Regions from separate parts of the Mus musculus genome. Here region 1 is linked to region 2. The links are chromatin loops, found by intact Hi-C in ENCODE. Cell type or tissue: gastrocnemius. All regions are shown on one strand. Links, peaks and the distances in the headings refer to the core of each region. The heading gives the core; the rest is flanking DNA. Region 1 overlaps Rftn1 (raftlin lipid raft linker 1). Region 2 overlaps Rftn1 (raftlin lipid raft linker 1).

Evidence for each region. A loop is a pair of places that touch in the nucleus more often than their neighbours do. Peaks named below come from ENCODE experiments on the same cell type or tissue, not always from the same donor. Only the 100,000 strongest peaks of a DNase experiment are listed, where the experiment ranks them.
Region 1: a loop joins it to region 2, with 2.3 times the contacts of the local background. A loop is called at or near these places in 2 of 42 quality-filtered maps.

Annotation. Positions count from the first base shown.
Region 1 is chr17:49,999,034-50,001,947 of GRCm38, reverse strand. All of the region lies in intron 9 of Rftn1 (raftlin lipid raft linker 1), which reads left to right. Among named protein-coding and RNA genes, the nearest start is that of Gm52302, 34 kb to the left of the region's middle. In gastrocnemius, for the core only: no CTCF peak of the experiment used is centred there; DNase peaks (open chromatin) are centred at 1,151 and 1,682.
Region 2 is chr17:50,066,064-50,068,977 of GRCm38, reverse strand. The region is part of intron 4 of Rftn1 (raftlin lipid raft linker 1); the gene reads left to right. Among named protein-coding and RNA genes, the nearest start is that of Gm52302, 33 kb to the right of the region's middle. In gastrocnemius, for the core only: no CTCF peak of the experiment used is centred there; no DNase peak of the experiment used is centred there.

The DNA of each region.
Region 1 (2,914 bases), core at 242-2,741, 67 kb after region 2:
CCAGGTCTCTTTCCTCCTTGGTGGACTTCTCTTGTCTAACATGGGCACAGCACATGAGGGATAGTGGCTGTTCCTAGAGTTTTCTCTGTGTCCTGAAACTGAGCCCAGCATCTGCTTCTGATGGGTGATTCAGATGCACTGCCCATCCTCTTTGAGGTCAGGGCTTCTCCTCTGTGTTCCAATTTGAATCTTCAATGTCCCCCAAAGGTTCAGGTACTTATGGCTTGGTCTCTGCCTGATGGTACTTTAATGAGGTATATAGTTAAGCATTTACGTGATGGGGCAGAATGGAAAAGAAGCTAGGCCGTGGGGGAGGGGGTGTGCTCTTGAAGGGGGTATCATAACTGGTGCCCTTTCTCTTGGTTTCTGGATTGCCACTGGGTGAATACTCTCTACCACCCACTCCCTACCATCACATGCTGTCTCACTACAGGCCCAAAGGCAATGGGATCAACGGACTACAGACCAAACCCTCTGAGCCAAACTAGACCTTCCCTTCTTTCTAGTTGACTTTCCTTTAATATTAATCTTTAGCTTATGTGTATTTGGGTGTGCCTGCATGCTATTCCCTGCACATCAGTGCCTGTGGAGGCCAGGAAAAGGCTTAGAGCCCTTGAGTCAGTTGCAGGAGTTCGTGAGCTGCTTGGCATGGGTGCTGGAATTGAACCTGTGTCCTCTGAAAGAGCACCAAGTGCTCGCTCGCTCTCTCTCTCTCTCTCTCTCTCTCTCTCTCTCTCTCTCTATCTCTATCTCTCTTTCTCTCTGTCTCTGTATCTCTCTCTGTCTGTGTCTCTCTCCAGCCTCCTCTACTTGACTTTCTTATTCTGTTACAGCAAAAGAACATGGACAAACATGCTGAAGGTGTATTAGTAGCTTCTCAGGAACAGGCCAGCATATTGGTGGGGTCTACCAAGGCCCCAGTTAGGTGTCACCTGGATCCACTTTGTTCCACCTTGATGGCCATGACCACACTCTGGTGAAAGTTGCCACCCTGTTTGGCTCTGCACAGTTGGCCCCCTCCCCCTTATACCCCAGTCTTTGTTCAAGAGTCCCAGGTAGGAACATCCAGCCAGTGAACAGATTGCAGTAGTCCCTTATCCGCCAACAAACCCTGTGGGTTGCCCATTTACTGAAGGAATGCCAGGTTGGTGAGGACAAGGATCCAGATGGACTGGAGTGCAAAGGAGGCCCACTCTCCAAGCTCTGGGACAGTAATGTGACAGGTGACAACCGAGGTGGACCAGGAGGCAGCTGCCAGTCACCCATTAACCACCAGGAGCAGTCAGCCACCACCTGGAAGATGGATGGCCATAGACTGATATCAGATAGTCCTCAGTCTCAGGCTCTTAGGACGTCACCAGCCACAGAAAGCAACGTTCAGTAAGCAACACACAAGGTCAGCTACCAGACATGAAGCGATTGGGCTTGAGGCCCTTAATGGAAACGGCTCTAGACCCCCCTGCCAGGTGTCTCCTTGTGGGCTTCCTTGGTTTTCACATGAAGACCTTGGCATCCCACAGAGGGGACATGAAAGTAGAACTGGCTTTCCTTACGGAAAGGGCAGAAGCCATGTTTTCTTACCCAGTGAGCCTACTCTCACCGGCTAGGCCGATGCAGACAGACTGCTCTCTCTTTCGGTGTCCTGAATCAATATGGTACTCAGCATTCACTCGTTCTCCATGAGACAGCCCTGCCCCCACCCCCTGCCAAGAAAGACTTGTGTGCACCCAGTCTTTGTCCCCACCCTTTCATGCCTCAGCATCTGGGTCCCTATCCCACCATGACCCGTCAGCCACTGCGTCCAGTCCCCATTGCTTCTGTAGGCTGCACTTCGTCTCTTGGTGCTGTCTTACCACGTGCATTGGTTGCTGTCATCAAATCCACAACAAGAGCATCTCCGGGAAGGGAGGGATTTCTGGCGGTCAGTTTAAGGTGGGCTCCAGCCTATCATGGTGGAAGAGGATGGCAGCAGGAACAGGAGGCTTCTGGTCACACCATGCCTACAGTGAGCAAAGAGAGACAGACAGGAAGTAGGGCCAGGCTAGAAAACTGAAAGGCCTGTCCCAGGGGCCCACTTCCTCCAGTGAGACTGCCTCCTAAAGATCCCATAACTCCCCCAAAGAGTGCCATCAGCTGAAGAATAAAGTACAGGAACCCGTGAGGAGCATTTCATTCTCCAACTACAATTCTTGATTCTGGAACAAGCTCTTTAGGGTCCAGCCCCACCCCATCTCTCCTCTTACTCTTCTGGAATCTTTCTTGCCAGGTCTTTGCTAACCATCTCTGCGCTCACTGTTTCTGTGTCATCATTTAGCGTCGCTTCATCCGAGCCGCCTCCATCATCCCTTTCTCTTACTCCATCTAACAGTGCACATGGGACTTCCTACCCTCCCTCCCGTGTACACGCCCGTTTCTAAAATGACAGAACTCCCACAGGGCATCCTCAGCCCCTTCTCCTCCTAGTAGTCACTTTATGTTTTAAACCATAAAAAATCTAGAATCCCCCAGTATCATAGGTCCAGTTACTCTTGCCTCCTGGTAGCATATTTCCCCTGCAAAAATGTTTTCAGAGTCAACGTGATCATTTAAAAGATCAGTTTAGGGCTGGAATGATGGCTCAGCAGTTAAGAATACTTACTGCTCTTACAGAAGATCTAAGTTCAGTTCCCAGCACCCTCGTGGGGCCTCACAACAGTCTGTAACTCCCATCCCATCATTTGTTACATATTTGTAACAAAACCATGGACGTATGCATACCTACATGTTAGACACAAGACTCATGCACGTAAAAGAAATAAGGCCAGTTTAAGGCTGGCACAGTTGCTTGTACCTGGAACCCAGTCACTGGGAAGGTAGAAACAGGAGGACAGTAAGGTCAGTGTCATCCTTGGTATGTGACAAGTATGAGACCCTG
Region 2 (2,914 bases), core at 238-2,737:
CCTAGAGGGTGATGGGAGCCTCTCTCTGTGCTGCCTAAGCCTGGAGCTCAGAGCCTCTGTGCCCGTTCTGTTCCTCCTGTGCCTGGGAAGGTAGGTACAGTTCTACCCTTCCGTCAGCCTTGAATAATACATCATCATTAATTCATGCACTGCACATTTGTAACTTGCGATAAACAAGAAGCAAGTCTCGGTTTGCCTACGAGGAGTTTCCTGAGCCTATTAATAGTGTAACCCTCAGTGCAGGGCAGTGTGTTTATCTCACGGGCATCCACCTGCATCCGCAGTTTGGATGCAGCATGGCAAACTGAGAGCCTAATGACTTTCCTCATAGCCCTGAAGGCCCACTCCTGAGGAACATTTGCATTCTCTTTATTTACATTTCTGCATCTCTGAAGGTACTGCTCAGCCAGTCTTTTATGGAGGGTTTGGAGGTTTCCTTGAAGAAGCCACTAAGTCACTTGTGGATACAAATTAGTGAGGGTCTTTGTATTTCAAAGGAAGTTAGGTGGGGTGTGATGACTCATGCCTGCAATCCCCCACCTCAGTAGGCTAGTCTATGTGAGAAGCTGCCTCAGAACACCAAGGCAGGGAAGGAGGCTGGAGTTGGGGAGGAAGTAAGAGAGACAGAAAGGTCTGATAGCATGTATTTACCACCTAAGGATATTGGTTTATAACAGTAACAGCCATTTGTTTGCCCCAAAGTCTTCAAGTAGGCAGAGGGAGCCACATTCCCAGTGGTGGGATACAGAGTTCCCACTGGGTGGCATGGGACTGGGGTCTACCTTCAGGGCATGGTACCCTCATCACTGGAAGATGGATGCTGCTTGTTACTCGGCCTACTTAAACCATGACAGACCCTAAAAGAAGAAGGTTGAAGTTCATGGAATTTGTATGAGCTGCCTCAAAATGTCACATGATTCTCCACTTCACTCAAGAGGTGTCACAGACACCCACACTGACTGGAGCACAGGACACTTCTGAAGACACCACCTCTCTCGGTGTAGGTGTGGAGGGTTCTGGTTCACCACACGGACTTGAGAGAAATGAGTGTGGCCATCTGTGGGGGGAAAAGAGCTTTTCACACACAGGGGCTCTGAAGCGACAAGGTCATGTTCAGTCCATTCTACTAGGTGAGGCTGAGGCAGTGCAGAATAAAATAGAATGCATAGAAAACAAGAAGTTAAGACGTGGAGAATTCAATGACTGATGAGCCAGGGAGAAACAGTCACCCCGTTAAACCCCCAAATTGGTTATCCACTTTCAAGTAGTCATCCCTGGAATCACATCTTTGCAAGAGATACTGAGTGCCTCAGCAGATTGCATTTATTTATCTATCATGTATAGTTATATGAATTGATGGCAGCTAAAGGGAAAGAACCATGAAGAAGAAAGGATTATATTTCATTGTAAATACATGTATTTGTTTAAAAATAAATTGAATATTAAATGTAAGCATTACTGGACATCAGTAATAATCTTTTAAACGGTGTATATCCCCAGATCTTGGCCCCTTCCCCCAAATAACCTATTGTTACACAAAGGGACCTCCATCTTTGTGGTATATAAAACTCTCAAGTCACATCTGTCTTCTAAAATTGTCCTCCTGTTCCCCAGGGTATTTACAGAGTGTTTTATTTACAATAAAACATTCAGGTTTTTTTTTTCAGCATATCATAATAGAAACCAGTTCCAAGTCCCTAGTTTAATGGTGACATTTACCCTGGGACATCGAGGTGCCGTTAAGGCCACATTGTATATTTGTTAGTTTGGACTCAAGGGTAATTTTTTTTTTTTTTAGAATAGGTCTTCAAACCAAGGGTTAAACCAAGCATAATGATGCCCAACTGCAGAGTCTCAACATTTTGTTAAAGTGCCTTTTAGTAATGTCATGGAAGCCCCTGTAAATGAGGGAGCGCTGGGGAAAGTCACAGCGCTGGGATATTAAAGCAGCGAGGTGTGAAGACGGGCATCTGCTCCTGCTCACACTCTCGGGACTCTGTCTCCTTGCCTCACTGCTGAGCTTTGACTTCCATGGAGACTCTAAAGATAGATTTCTAGAAAATTCCCTGGAGTTCTAATAAGCCCTTGATATTCAGGGACACCCCACCCCCAGCTTGCTGTCTCAGGTCACTGGTGTTACTGAAGTATAAAATTGGGGCTGCTGATTCAGCAGCCCCCCCCCATCCCGCACCCCCACCACCCACCCTCCACCCACCCACCCACCCCACCCACCTGGTAGTGGCTGGCTGCCTGTTTGGGGGTATTTAGGGAAATGTGTTACCTCATCTACACAAAGGCCCAGGTTGGGAAGCTGCTCACCATGACAGTAAGCACTCAGGCTAACATTGCCTCCACTTTCTTCTTCTTGAGGAACTTGGGTTGTTAGAAGATGATTAGAAACCCGGGGTGGTATGCTGCTTCATTTTCTTAATGGTGCTGTCTCGAGAGGGAAGCCCTTAAGCCTTGCTGTACTCTGGACTGAGTTCCCTTTGCTATAGGGAATGATAAGGAATAGCCTGGGGTGGTATTGCACAGTTGTAACCCCAGCACTTGCAAAGCAGACGCAAGAGGATTGTGAATTAAAGGCTATCCTGGACCACTTTAGTAAATTATAGGTCAGCCTGCACTACAGAGAAAGAAGCTAGAACTACCCAATAATATGTAGGTTTTCAGAATCTCAAATGAACATATTTTCAAATCGCCTGGCCTCTCTTCTAGGTTGCTTTCTATTGCTGCGATACATGCTGAGCAAAACCAACGTGGGGACGAAAGGGTGTCTTTTGCTTACATGTCCCAGGCCTAGTCCATCACAGAGAGATATCGGGGCAGGGACAGAAACAGAGGCCATGCAGGATCGCTGCTCACAGATACTGGTGCAATCACATCCCAGGCTCTTCCTGTCACCCTCCCTGTC